Linked DNA regions of Homo sapiens: region 2 is linked to region 1. Evidence: chromatin contacts called from ENCODE Hi-C or POLR2A ChIA-PET data. All regions are on one chromosome and are shown on one strand. The core of a region is the stretch at or near the end of the contact, and the rest is flanking DNA. Distances in the headings are between cores, read along the strand shown. Region 1 overlaps LOC101928923 (a long non-coding RNA gene). Region 2 has its middle 80 kb from the start of ARID1B.

Region 1 (7,233 bases), core at 2,346-4,845:
TTGGCACTTTTATTAACTCTTTTATTTTCAACCAAATATCCTTTTCATAGAGAAAAAACAATGAACCTTTAAGGGAAGTTCTTAGATATTCTTCTATTCATCTTTCAAGGTTATAAGCATGTGAAAGGCTTTCTTATGCCTCTAAAGACTTTGGCAGTGTTACTGACTTGACCTAGAGGAGAGGACAAACTTGAAAGAGTAAGAAAAATTCCCCTGAGGGTGTGTATACTATTCATAAATCCTTTTTTCTTTCCCTGGCCCAAATATCCTTATATTTACTACATTTTTTAAAGAGTCATGTCATTCCACAAAAAGTACAAAATCCTATTTCAAGGCATAGACAGTAGTAGAGTTGGTGTTGGAATTTAGTTAAGAAAAAAATAACTCTAAATGTTTATAACTAAAATTTACCATGCTAATGGTATTCTCCAGTCCAACATGCTTGCAACATGTTGAATCATTCAGGGAAGAAATAGCGTTTATTTCTATCTCTCTCACTGAGCCATTGCATCCAATCTGAAATTTGACAGTTATCTGAGTGGGCAGCAGAAAAAGGGAAGGCTGAGTGTATAATGCAGAAAATAGTGTCTTGTACAGTATCATCAGAATGAGTTGCTGATGCAGTGTAGCCAGTTACATGCAAACAGGTTAAATACTGCCAGTCAGCACATTCCTAGCACCCCTAGCAGCTTTGGGCAGAGCAGGGAGCAAGATGTTGCTGAGTGTTTGAAAATGTTTCTTCTTCTTAGACTATGAAAGAAGCTCTGTCCCTTCACTGGATGCTTGACTTCATTTAGGAAGAGTGTTAAGACCTTTCTCATAATCTATGAATCCTATGCTAATGGATGAATGCAAATATTGTTATCACCTTCCATTGACAGAGGACTACATTGTTACAATGGAGAAAAGTGTTAATCCTTTTGTAATTAATGCATTATTGAGGTCAGCACATGTCAAGGATGTAGTTGGATTTTGGTAAATTAACTTTGAAGTCCTTTTCTTAATTCTCATTTTTCCTTTATCTTAAAAAGTAACCATTGCATATAACTTTGTACTTTTTCTTTTACCAATGATATAAGACTTAGTTTTTATGTTGAAATGAAACCAAACCAGACAAAAGGTGAATAGGAAGGGCACATGGCTCTTACTATCCTACTCTCTTAACTCAACACAAAGGAAAATTCAGCATAGAGAAATTACTTTGACCTTGTAGTAAAGAATAACCATTGGTTAAATGACTTCTAGGTTTCATTCCTGGAAAGTAACTAGTTCTTATTAAATTGTATCTATTATGATTACTATTAATATCATTTTGACATACATATATAAGAAGATGGCCAGACATTTCACGTACTGAAGCAGAAGTGCGAACAATCACTATGTCTTAAGTTCAGCAGGGCTAGAGTGATGGGATGGAGTGTTCAGGAGTGATTTCCTGAAAGAGGTGGGTTTCAGTCAGTGCTTTCCTGAGTGGTTTCTTAAAAAAAAAAAAAGCCCCTAGTTTGTTATGATTCACACGGTCCTGGGGTCAAATATGTTTAGCTACCACAAGCCAGAAAGATTCAAAAGGTTTCTTCACTGTGTGACTTCTCAGAGCCTTCTGTGACAATTACATAATAACTCTCCAAAAGGAAGAGTCCATATGTGGTGATTCCAAAGCATATTTGATCTTTTTTTGTTCGTCCATGGAGCTCCCATGGCTGGAGTGGTGGAGCAAACTCTGGGAAAAGTGAGGTAAGATCCTGCCTTGAAGGATGGGTGGGAGGCCTCATGTAGTCGATGGAAATGGGGCAAGAGTTGTGTATTATAAGCAGAGGCTTTGGAAGGAGCAAACGCAGAAGTGTGGTGAGCCATGGGAGACCAGCTAAAGGGGTGGTCTGGGGACAAACTGGGAGGAAAGGATGATTTTGAAGAAACAGGAAATGAATGGAGGTGGTTGGATTTTTTGTAGTTGTTGTCTTGACAGCATTTTTTAAAAGACAGATTAATCTGTCAACATGGTCCAGAGTGGTCTGGATAGGCAGAGCCTGTAGGCAGGAAAACTCATCAGGAGTCTTTTGTGTTTGTCCAAGCATGGTGTTACCAGGTCCTCCCCAACCTTGTTTCTCTATTACGATCTCTCAGCCGATGATTGTGTGGTCCCTGCTGTGCTTGGGCTCCATGTTGTCAAGTGTGCAGCGTCATCCCGAGGACCCGGCATTTGTACCAGGTCTCCAAGGCAACACCTTTCTTAACGTCTGGATGTGCCTCATAACACTTCTGTTTGTCTGTCTTTGGCTCTACATTGTTTCTTTTTATTTTATTTTATTTATTTTTTTAATTTTACTTTAAGTTCCGGGATACATGTGCAGAGTGTTCAGGTTTGTTACATAACTATACATGTGCCATAGTGGTTTGCTGTACCTATCAAGCCATCATCTAGGTTTTAAGCCCCGCATACATTAGATATTTGTCCTAATGCTCTCCCTCCCCTTACCCTCCACACTGTTTCTTAAAAGAACATGTTATTATAACCTGGAGACATTCACTGTTAAGTGCAGCTTCCTTCATGGTTGGCTGATCTAAAACCTGCACAGACCCCAGCCCTTTATGGTGCGTTTCATGTTTGCATGTCTGTCATCTGAAATGCCTCGTAGACTATGTTGGCAACTAGCCAAGCTGAGCATTAAAAAGGGGATGGCCTACCAGCCATCATAGCCTTTCCCCTTTGAGTTATCGAGGAAACAAAACCAGAGTTGTTTCAGTATGAACGACAGTTAAAAAGATAACTAAGGAAAGTGCTGGTCAATCACAGTTTACAGTTGGTGCAGAGCCCAGCTTGGAAGGACTCAAGGACAGAGTCCTGATCTCCATGGGAGGAACAATTGTGCTTTTGTGGAATCTTCTCTCTGTTCTTGATGCTTCTTTCTTCTCTGCATTCTTATATTATGGGGATTAGGAAGTCCAGCCTGGTGAATAATGCTGTATAATCTCCCTGTCTTCTCCCTTACCTCTTAATTCATTTTGACCTTGACTTGGAAGATATCCTTCTACCATGCAGGAATTGTCAGCCACAGTTTTACACTCTTTGATCACTTCGCTATTTGGAGTGTGAGTTGTTTTTTAAAAAATATACAAAGAATAACTTCTTTATGTTTTTTTGTTTTCCTTTTTTTTTTTTTTTTTGCTTAACATGTGAGAGGTGAAATAAAGGAGCTCCTGATAAGTATAGAGATTAGGAAACAAGACAAAACAAAGCAACAACAAAGTCTACACACCTCATAGCCAACAGCTGCCCAATTAATGTCATGTGCATTTACAGCAGAAGTGGTCAGTGACAGCACAGTGGAAGGCAGTTCAGGTCACAAATGCAGAACAGGAAATATATTTTCATCTTGTTATTTATGACCCAGCCTTAAAGGAAAACAGATGGTACTACTTTCAGAGCTGTTTTGCTCTTGTTTCAAATGGCTAATTCAAATCAAACACAGATTCTATTCTTAGTCAAGGCAGCTGCTGCATTGTCTGAGCTGGGCTGTTTTTTTACCAACAACACCCCTTCCTCTGACAGAATGGCCAGAGAAGACCACAGCAACATCACTGTCACTATCACCCAGTAGTCCTAAGAGAACCGCATTTGTCGGCAGCAGCACAAAGCCTATTGCTGGCTGACACCATTTAGGATAAACTGTGGTTGGATTTTGAGTAGAATCTGGAACCACCACTCCCTTCCCTCTTGCATTTGATTATTTCCCTTTGAAAGCAATGATTTATTCCAATTTTAGAGTACAGTGACCTTTCAGGGACCCTTAGGGTGGCGAAGATTGCAAAGATGGGAAGAGAAGTCAAAAGGGGCTAAGAGAGGAAATGGAATGTGAGAGATGTTCTCATAACACAGAGAAGACAGCAGACACTACTTAGGTTCTCTCTCCCAGGATAGCCATATTGTCCTGCTGATTTTCTTTAGTCAAAGGCTCTATTTATGAGACTCACTAATAAGACTTTAAAGAGTAACTTCTTGCATTTTTAAAAATCAATATTTGAAAACAAAGTAATATATGTTCATAATTCAACAACAACAACACTTTCCATCTATTCATTTCTCCACTCTACGTGGAGTCCCTGGGTTTAGCCCTCCCACTGGACACCCACTCCCTACCCTTCTATGCCCAGAAGCAATCACTTCAAATTTTTCTAGCTGTTAACTTCAGGTGGTGACCTCCATATTTCTAAGAAATGTGCTTATAGTGTTGAGTATTTAGTTTGAGTCAATATCTCTTACATTTCTTTAATGGTAGTTGAGGATTTAGCTTGTCTACAACTCTTCCCGTGACTAACTCATTCATTCAATTGAATTATATTTTCAGTTAATTATCTGACAGTTTTTATGTTTTTATGAGTAGGTAAATTATTTTTATTGTCAAGCCATGTCATGTATTATTAGATTTCATTTCTTGTACAACTTTTTGTTTTTCCTGAAGTTAATAATTATACAATTTTTTATTTGCTTATTTTTATGTATGTCTTTAAACTTTTTTTGAGATCAAAACTTGTCAAATGCTTTGTAAAGTCTTTCAAATAATCAAACACATCTAAGTATCTGTTTGCACTCTCCCTCCCTCTTTTCACTCTTCTTTCTCCTGAAAGCCTCCTAACCCTTGTTTCTCTTTCCACCTACTCTGATCTGTTTGTTGGCTAAGTCTTTTGAATAAGGCTTACTCTAGAACTTTCCATTACTTTTCCTGTGTTGGCTCACTTTCTAAGATTCCATGTCCTGTGATAGGATCTTAAACACAAATATGAGGGAATTCAAGTTTTTGATCCCTTTTATTCCTGAAACTCATGTTTATTTACCCTCACATTATACAAACATAGTTCAATATGGTAGAGAAAATGAGAAACAAAGTGTATTAGTCCATTTTCATGCTGCTGATAGAGACATACCTGAGACTGGGAAGAAAAAGAGGTTTAATGGACTTACAGTTCCACATGCTGGGGAGGCCTCACAATCATGGCGGAAAGCAAGGAGGAGCAAGTCACATCTTACATGGATGGCAGCAGGCAAAGAGAAAGCTTGTGCAGGGAAACTCCTGTTTTTAAAACCATCAGATTTCAGGAGACTCATTCACTATCATGAGAACAGCACAGGGAAGAACCACCCCCATAATTCAATCACCTCCCACCAGATCCCTCCCACAACATGCGGGAATTGTGGGAGCTACAATTCAAGATGAGATTTGAGTGGGGACACAGATGAATGATATCACCAAGATTGGTGAACTTTGAGACACATTCTACCAATGGAAACTCTTCAAAATGAAATATATGCCTAAATGTAGAACTCAAAACTGTAACAATTCTGGAGGAAAACAGGTGGAAATCTTTGTGATCTTGAGTTAGTCAAAGATTTCTTTGATATATCACTAAAGCTTGATCCATTAAAAATTGATTCATAAACTAAACTTCATCAAAATAAAAAAATTGGCTCTTATATAAGAGTATGAAAAGAGAATCCAAAGACTGGGAGCAAATATTTGCAAAACACATACCTGATAAAGAACCTCTAAGCAGACTACATAAAGAATTCTAAAACCTCAACAGTAAGAAAATAACTCATTTAAACAATTGGCTGAAGATAGGAACAATTTTTCAAACAAGATATGCAGATGACAAATAAGCACATGGAAAAGATGTTCAACATCAATTAGCCAGTAGAGAAATGCAAAGAAAAGCCACAGTAAGCCACAGTGAGGTACTGCTTCGTACCTGTTAGAATGAAAAATTAAATGGACTGACTACATCAAGTATTACCAAAGATGTAGAGGAACTGGAGATCTCATATACTGCTAGGTGGAAAGTAAGATGTTACAATCTCTTTGGAAAGCAGTGTGGTAGTTTTTAAAAAAATTAAACTTGGACCTATTATATGGTCCAACCGTTCCACTACTAAGTATTTACCCAAGAGGAAAGAAAACTTATATCTATACAAAGGCACATCCATGAATGTTCTTAGCAGTCTTGTTAAATAATAGCCAAATCCTAGAAACAGCACAAATGTCTATCAACAGATAATCAAACTATGGTATATCCATACAACATAATGCCACTCAAAGGTAGAAAGGAACAAAATATTGCTACACCTAATAGAATGAATGAAACTCAAAATAAATAGCCTGAATGAAAGAAGGCAGACAAAAGCGATTACATACTGAAGAGTCCACTTATATAAAATTCTAGATAATAGAGACTAATCCATTGTGACAGGAAGCTAATCAGTGGTTGCCTGGGGTGGGGTAGGGGTGCTAGAAGAAGGGATTATAAAGGATTCACTCTCTTAATGTGGTGATGATTTTCAAAGCTTATCAAATTGTACATTTTAAATATGTGCAGTGTTTATATCAATTATACCTCAATAACATTTTTTAAATGAAAAAAGCATGTGGATACATCTGAAATTATGCATGTTTAATAATTACAAGAATGCTTTCAGATCACTGTTATCTATGCATCCATCAGTATCGATTCGGCCAAGTCCTGTTCCAGGTGAGCAAAACAGTCCTTAATTTCACTGGTTCTTAGTCTACTGGGAGAGAGGGATAATTGTATATATAAAATAATAATAACATGCAACACTTACTGAATCCTATGGGCTAGGCATTTGTAACAATGTATCTTCTATGCATAACTCACATTTTACTGATGCCTTTCACATTTTGGAACTGTGGTGCCAAAGGATAAGTTCCTTGCCCAGGATTGGGCAGCATGTGGCAGAGTTGAGATCCAAACCCTGGCAGGGTGGCTGCAGAGGTCGTGTTCCTACCCACCTCACTGTTCTTCCTTCACGATGACAAACTGAGAAGTGCGGTGAAGCAACATTGCACACTGCTCCAGTGATGTGTCCCAGGAGGGCTCCACCTCAGTTGTGGCGTGGGGAGTGGGAAAGGGTGCCCAGGGAAGCCTTGCTTGAGTTGAGATTAGGTGAGAGAGGATAAATGCCTTTCAGGCACTGGGTGTGTAGGTCTTGTGTCTTTGACCAAATAGCCTTTTCTAGTCATTCTCTCCATTTTTCTCCCTGTGTCTCTTTCATTGTCTTTCTCTAAAATGAATAGAGATGGGGTCCTATGCATGCATCTTACTCTTGACAACCACAGACAACAGACCTGAGCCTCTGGCGCCTGGAGACAAACATGTCTCCTTTTCTGGTGGAGTCCCTGAAGGCTCAATGAGAGTGGCTGGAGGGCTGTCCACATAGGC
Region 2 (7,233 bases), core at 1,342-3,841, 420 kb before region 1:
TTTCATCCCTTTTGGAAAGGAATATCCTTCAACTGGAAAAGTGAAACATATCCACCAATTTTAAACGTTAAAAATAACTGTGCAAATATATAACTATGTTTTATCTTCAATTATTATGAAATTATTAACTCGGTCATTGATTTGTTTATTTGGCATGAGACCATGCTGTTCAGGGAATTCCTGCCCATTTCGAGAACCATCTTTCTTGCATTTCTTACTTAATGGGACTAAGCAACTTAGCTACAACTGAAATAATTTTAGCAAATATGAAATTCTACAAAAAAGCATGGCCAACAGAAAGCCTTCATTCACTGTGTTTATGTTGGTACTGATCTTCACGGCATGCTGTTAACTCAACATGAAGCTATGCTTTTTAAAACAATTCAAGTTCAAGGCCATCCCATTTATAACCAGTCATGTTCCAGGCCTATAAAGCATTTGCAATAACAATCCAAACTGGCATATAAGTTAAAGCTCACCCTAGGCAGCTTAAATTTACACGATTAGCCTGGGACTTGCTCATCCTGTAGCATCGGGAAGCCCGACCTCATGATCAAGTGCAATTCACATCTCACAATTCTAGCAATCGATGTACATGGATACACCATTATATTATTATTAAATCCAATTGCTTTGCAATTAACCCAATATGACACCCATACAAATGATTCAAATAAAGAGCCTCACATTTCACAGGGGACAATCAATACAGTGAAATCACAGCTACTGACAATGCCAGCAATTTGGCTTGTTACTTTAGTGCTACATTTTTCTCAGGTTGACACTTCTATTCCCGCTTCTGAATTACAGCTACCATAACTTTCAACTATTGGCAATGCCCACGCCTCACAAAAGCAGAATATTCAACCATGCTTGGCCATTCCTAACCTGTTAGCTGAGTCATGAAAAGTTACACCCAGCCTAAGACGTGCTAAATCATAATTTTTAAAAATTTTCTTTCTTTCCTCCCAAAATGAAATTTGGACTTCTTTTTCTCCAGGAAAAGCTCCTTAATGATGGAAAAGAAAATTATGAGACTTATCAATAGATTAAATAAGTTCTTAGGAAAAATGATTCTTGCCCCTCCCCTTGCATAAAACTCTTACAAGGAGATGCTTGAAAGCAAAACCAATCACAACAGTATCTTTCCCAATTACTATTATTGTTCTTCTGTAGCTTTATCATCTCTATTTTAATTAAGTGAAAGCACTTTACAGTTATAGCCTGATCAAAAGCAACCTTTTAAAAACATTACAACCTTCATTTTATGTCACCCTCTTTTGGCAGATTTTGCCAGTGTATGTGTTTGTCAGACAAGGTGGCTTTTAGCAGCATTTCCCTTCAGCCATTTCTACAGAGTTGGGTGCTGACATTCAATAGATATTTATTGACAGACTATTTGAGCGCTACTTTGTTAAGACCCCATAACTCCTTATTTCAAGTTGACTGAACTTGACCTTATGGAGCATTTAAGACAGGCACTGACCAAAAAATGTATCTTTTCTGTGTCTCTTTCTATATTGTTTCCAAACAGAGACTGGTTGAGTCAGATATGTTTCTATGAGGCCATTTCCATCTACTAAATGGGGGGAATAGAACATTAAGTATGCAGTAAAATGCCTCTGTTTTTTAACATACAGTGTAGACGATTGAAAATAATGACTTACTTAATACGCTAATAGAGTCTCCGTGAATCATACTGTATACATAACGGTGATGAAAATGTTCAGGTTTGAAATTTCTCCCTTGCCAGAGAGGAAACCATGGGGGTGAGTCATGGTTTTAGTGATGACTGGCCTGGGGAAGTGAAATTGGAAAGCCACAGGTTAAAAAAGGAGTGAGGAGTGATTCCTTAACAGGAGTGCCATAGTCATAAACTCCAAGAAGGCAAGAGACAGTTCCTTATGCTGCTCACACCTAGGCAGGAACCTGCAGAAGAAGAGCTCCTGGCGGTTCACCTGCAGGAGAGAAATCCTGAAAGCCCAGGAAACCAAACAACATTTAAAGTCACCTATGGATTGGGAAAAGAAACAGGACTTCTTGCTGGGGGAAGAGCGATAAATGACTGCCTGTAAAGGGGAACACAACTGAATGCAGTCACTCAAGTGAACGAAATTCATTTAAGAGCAATTGGATTAGAGATGGAGATTTACATGGATGACTTTAAAGAAGAGAAGTGTGCAAGAGACAGGAAAGATGCACATCAGTCATTTGCTACAAAACTGTAAACAGCATTGTTAAGTGGGAAAATGGGCCACTAAATTGTAATTAAACTATGACGATAATGTTGTAAAATGTGTGCTATGGGCAAAGACTGATTGGGATTACATAGAAATTAACCTAGTTACTGTGCTCTTGGTAAAGTATTGATGTTATTTGTTTTCCATTGTTAAATTTTGTGGTGTGAACATGAGGGTGGGGGTGGGGAGAGACTATATATAGAGAGTTTAGTGTTAAGACCATGGCACGAGGAACCAGGAAGCCGTCTTTAAGTTTCACACGGCCACGCCAGCTGCGATTGTAACCTCTCTTGAGTCTCAGTGTCCATATATAGAAAGTGAGAATAAGAACACCTGCCCTGCACTAATGGGGTAGTGAAAGCACTTTGTAAATTTGAAAGTATTGTAGGAGATTTTTTTAAGGAATGAAGGTCTGGGTGCTATCTAGATGAGAGACTTAGGAAGTCCAGACCTCAAAAAGTTACACTGACTCTCTTTTCTTAGCAGTCACTGCGGAAGCTGGAGAACATGTGTTATCTCATTTAATTTTACAGTAAAACAAATTACAAACACTTATTGGGCATCTACTAATTGTTTCACTAACCAGGTTTTCCAATACCATTTATAGAACAATCTTCTTGTCCTCCATTGATCTGAAATGCTCCTTTTATCACACACCTGAGTTTATATTTGAACTGCTGTTTTACTGCTCACCGTTCTGTTTTAATTGTTGTAGATTGGTGACTTTTTTAATCTGGTAGGGTAACTTTTTATAGCTGTTGTTTTTTAAAAATAGGATCCAGGGCAGAGAGGGAGCTATTAAGGAAGATAACCAAGCTTGGACTCAAGGGAGTAACTAACCAGCCCAAAGGCACGTTGCAGTGTAGCAGATTCTTAGAAGACATTCTGGAATCAGAGGAAGCTTACTTCAAATCCTGGTGTATGATTTATCATCCACATGACCCAACGTATATCACTTAATTTCTTTAATCTCTTTCCTCATCTGCAAATTGAAGACAATATCAGCTACCTTGAAGTGTCCTGATGTGGATTAAAGTACAAAATGGATGTCAGTTTCTCTAGGACCATGCCTGGCACCCAGCTGTCACATCCTTCCCTTCCTTTGAAAGCGTTCCTACTGGTAGGGACATGGCTTCCCTTTCTTAGGTTTTCTTACATCTGCAAAAAAGGAAGAAGAACAAAGAATGCTCACAGCATTCTGCAGGCTTGTTTCACTGAACGGAGATAGATACATGGTAACTGTCTAGGGGATTTCAGCTGTGCATGTGTATTCTCTCCTCCCTGAACATGGCAGAGCAGAAGATACTGCATGCCATAGAATTCATGAAGGGCTCTGTCATTATCCAGCCATGAACATGGGATGTCAAACCAGGTAGGAGTGCTTGGCGGTACATTCCCCTTGAGGGGAAGTGAAAGGGGAAATTGCCCTGGGCCGTGAGAACTGGCTAGGGAACAGGTGCAGAGTGATGGGGCCTCTCTTCTCTGCCAAGTTTGGACTTTAAGTGATTTTGGGGGCAGAACTCACATTGATGACCTCCCTTTTTGTAGTTTCTTAGAGATTATTGAGTAATATTTAAAAATATTTGATGATTAGAGTGAAGACACGTCACATTGGGCCCCAGAGCAATCTTCCACCTCCAGGAGTGGCCAGGATGACTTTGGAGGGACACCTCTGTCATCTTTTCTCCCTAAGTGATGGATGGATAGAGTCTGATCATAATTAATTTTAATAGAGACCTGATGTGCTGTGAGAGAATCTTGGCCATTCAAATGAAATAGAACTGATAGCCAGCCACGAAAAAAATAATCTCAGTTCTATCTCACCATTGGCTTTAGAACATATTAAGTCTAGTTAAGAAGTATTTATGGAGGGCTTCTGTGCCTGGTGCTATAGAAAGGGATACAAAAAAAGGACCTTGTCTGACATTCTCTGTCTGAATTGGACAGACAAGAAATATAATAAAATAATAATGTACTATCTGTGAGGCCCTGACATATGGTATACACTGAGTTATATGCTCAGTGTGCATTAGCTCTAATTCATTAATTCTTTCCACAAATGTTTCTGGAGTGCCTAGTATGTGCCAGGGATTCTAGTTGCTGGGAGAACCATAGGGCAGAAGGCAGAGCAAGTCCCTGCCTTTGGGAAACATTCTAGTACTTATAAGCAAATGAGTATGCACGATCATTTCAGGGAATGATCAATGCTATAAAGAGCCAGGGGCAGTGGCTCATGCCTGTAATCCCCGCACTTTGGGAGACCGAGGTGGGCGGATCACGAGGTCGGGAAATTGAGACCATCCTGGCCAACGTGGTGAAACCTGGTCTCCACTAAAAAAAAAAATAAAAATAAAAAATAAAAAAAAAATTAGCCAAGCGTGGTGGCGTGTGCCTGTAATCCCAGCTACTCGGGAGGTTGAGGCACGAGAATAGCTTGAACCTGGGAGGTGGTTCAAGTGAGCCGAGATCGCACCACTGCACTCCAGCCTGGTGACAGAGCGAGACTCCGTCTCAAAAGAAAAAAAAAAAAAAAAAAGAAAAAGAAAAAGACAAAAGAAAAGAAAAAGAAAAAGAAGTAGGGTACAGGGATAGAGGGGCATTGGGGCCCAGCTAGGGGATATTTTAGACAGGCCTCTCTGACGGGGTGGGCTGGAAGAATGAAGTGAACCCCAGAGGCCGAGGGTCCAGGCAGAGAGAACAGCAAGTATAGAGGCGCTGTGGGGATTCCTGAGACCAGGGCGGCTGGAATGGGGTGAGGCAGGAGGAGGGGCAGGAGAAGAAACAGGACAGACAGTAAGTGACTCTGCTGTGTCAGGTCTTGCAGGAAATGACAATCATTGCAGGTTTCATTCTGAGGCCAACGGGCAGCTCTTGGAACATTTTGAAGCAGGAGAGGGTTACCTGGAAACAGACTCTGAGCTGGCAATGCACAGGCAGAAGCCCTGTTCTCCCACCAGCAGAAGAACAAGAGAGAAGCAGGGCTGGGAAGAGGGAGAACGTGGGGTATCTCAACACAGACCCCCAACTGATCCCGCCAAAGCTGTGGGGTTGGGAGGACCCTTCAGAGTTTCCTCCAGTTGAGGCAAGAGGGCTGGACCTTATAAACCAGCATCAACCAGTTGCTGTCTCCCAAGAGGGGTTATAGACTTGGGCTAGGCAGCTCCCTGTGGGAGCGGATGCCTGGAGAGCGACACAGCTGTAGGCCGCCAGCAGTCAACACCCCCAGCAGCTAGGGCAGTGGCACCTGAGTCCTGAAGGGTGGCTCTCCACAGAATCCGCTACAGATCTGTTTATGTTTTCATTCTTATAAAAATCCTCTAAGTTAGGTGTTTTTATTCCCATTAGACAGGAGGAAACTGAGGCTCATGGAGTTTAGGCAACCTGTTCAAGGTCATACCTAGGAGATGTTGGATTTGAGACTAGATCTCTCCAAATGCAAAGACCATATCCTTTAAAAAATTGTGATAAAATATACATAAGTGAAATTTACCCTCTTAACCATATTTCAGTATAAAGTTGGTAGCATTAAGTACATTCACATTGTTGTGCAACCACCCCACTATCCTCCAGAACATTTTGTTTTTAAATATATGGAGTCTTGCCATGTTGTCCAGGCTAGCCTCGAACTCCTGAGATCAAGTCATCCTCCTGCCTCAGCCTCCTGAGTAGTGAGGATTACTGGAGTGCACCACCACACGCAACTAATTTTTATTTTTTGTGTAGACAGGGTCTGACTATGTTGCCCAGACTGGTCTCAGACTCTTGGGCTCAAGCAATCCTCCTGCCTCAGCCTCTTGAGTGGGTGGGACTACAGATGCATGCTACCTCACTTGGTTTCATCTCCAAAACTTTTTCATCTTGCATAACTGAAACTCTGAATCTGTAAAATAATAACTTCTCATTCTCCTCCCATCTCCCTAGTCCCTGGTAACCAGCACTCTACTTTCTGTCTTTATGAGTTTGACTATTCTAGATATAAGTGACATCCCACAGTATTTGTCCTTCTGTGGCTGGCTTATTTCACTTAGCATATTGCCTTCAAGGCTCATCCATATTGTAGCATGTATGCGAATTTCATTCCTCTTTAAGGCTGAATCATATTCCATTGTATGGATATTCCACCATTTATCTGTTTATTCATCTGCCATGGGCATATGGGTTGTTTCCCCCTTTTGGCTATTGTGAATAATGTTGCTATCAACATGGGTGTACAAATATCTCTTCATGGCCCTGCTTTCAATTATTTGGGGTATATATACCCAGAAGTGGGATTGCTGGATCCTATGGTAGTGCTACTTTCAGTTTTTTGAGGAATCATCATAGTGCTTTCCCCGGTGGGTACACTGTTTTCCATTTCCACCAGTATTGCACCAGGGACTGGAACCAGGGTTCCAGTTTTCCACATTTGTGCCAACACTTATTTTCTTCTCTCTCTCTCTAATAATAGCCATCCCAATGGGTGTGAAGTAGTATCTCACTGTGGTTTTGAGACCATGTACTTTTCATTGCCACCATGCTCCCTCTCTGAAGGGAATCAAAGATTTCAAGCTTGCATCCAATCCCATCATTCCACTTGTGGGTGAAAATGGTGACAATGCTTAGTCAAGACAAAAGCTCACTGAGCGAGGTGGCTCACGCCTGTATTCCCAGCACTTTGGGAGACTGAGGCGGGCAGATCGCCTGAGCTCAGGAGTTCAAGACCACCCTAGGCAACATGGTGAAACCCTGTCTCTACTAAAATACAAAAAATGAGCTGGGCGTGGTGCCACGCGCCTGTAGTCCCAGCTACATGAGGCACAAGAATCGCTTGAGCCCTGGAGGTGGAGGTTGCTGTGAGCCAAGATCATGCCACTGCACTCCAGCTTGGGCTACAGAGTGAGACTCTGTCTCAAAAAAAAAAAAAAAAAAAAAAGACAAAACTCAGTTAATCTCCCTGGATTAACATACCCCGAGGCACTCAGACAACTAAAGAACAATACAAAATTTGTCACTG

The links. A loop is a pair of places that touch in the nucleus more often than their neighbours do. ChIA-PET counts read pairs that join two places held with the same protein, here RNA polymerase II (POLR2A). Pooled maps may share reads with other maps.
Region 2: a map of OCI-LY7 shows a loop between it and region 1 (5-fold over the local background). The contact joins two enhancer-like sites. A Hi-C loop is called at or near these places in 2 of 168 maps with a recorded cell type or tissue (OCI-LY7 and dorsolateral prefrontal cortex), 4 of 37 single-sample maps with no recorded cell type and 7 of 50 pooled maps. POLR2A ChIA-PET finds 5 or more read pairs at or near these places in 2 of 52 experiments (OCI-LY7 and SK-N-SH).

What each region holds. Positions count from the first base shown.
Region 1 is chr6:156,275,718-156,282,950 of GRCh38, reverse strand. The region is part of intron 2 of LOC101928923 (a long non-coding RNA gene); the gene reads left to right. Among named protein-coding and RNA genes, the nearest start is that of SNORD28B, 99 kb to the left of the region's middle. Within about 2 kb of position 3,595, at least 2 of the 41 ENCODE cell types and tissues checked have a DNase peak (open chromatin) inside an H3K27ac peak, as active enhancers do; they include OCI-LY7, where a contact is called at or near this core.
Region 2 is chr6:156,693,774-156,701,006 of GRCh38, reverse strand. No RefSeq gene overlaps it. Among named protein-coding and RNA genes, the nearest start is that of ARID1B, 80 kb to the left of the region's middle. RefSeq lists enhancers at 1,916-2,155, 3,896-3,945. Within about 2 kb of position 2,591, at least 6 of the 41 ENCODE cell types and tissues checked have a DNase peak (open chromatin) inside an H3K27ac peak, as active enhancers do; they include OCI-LY7, where a contact is called at or near this core.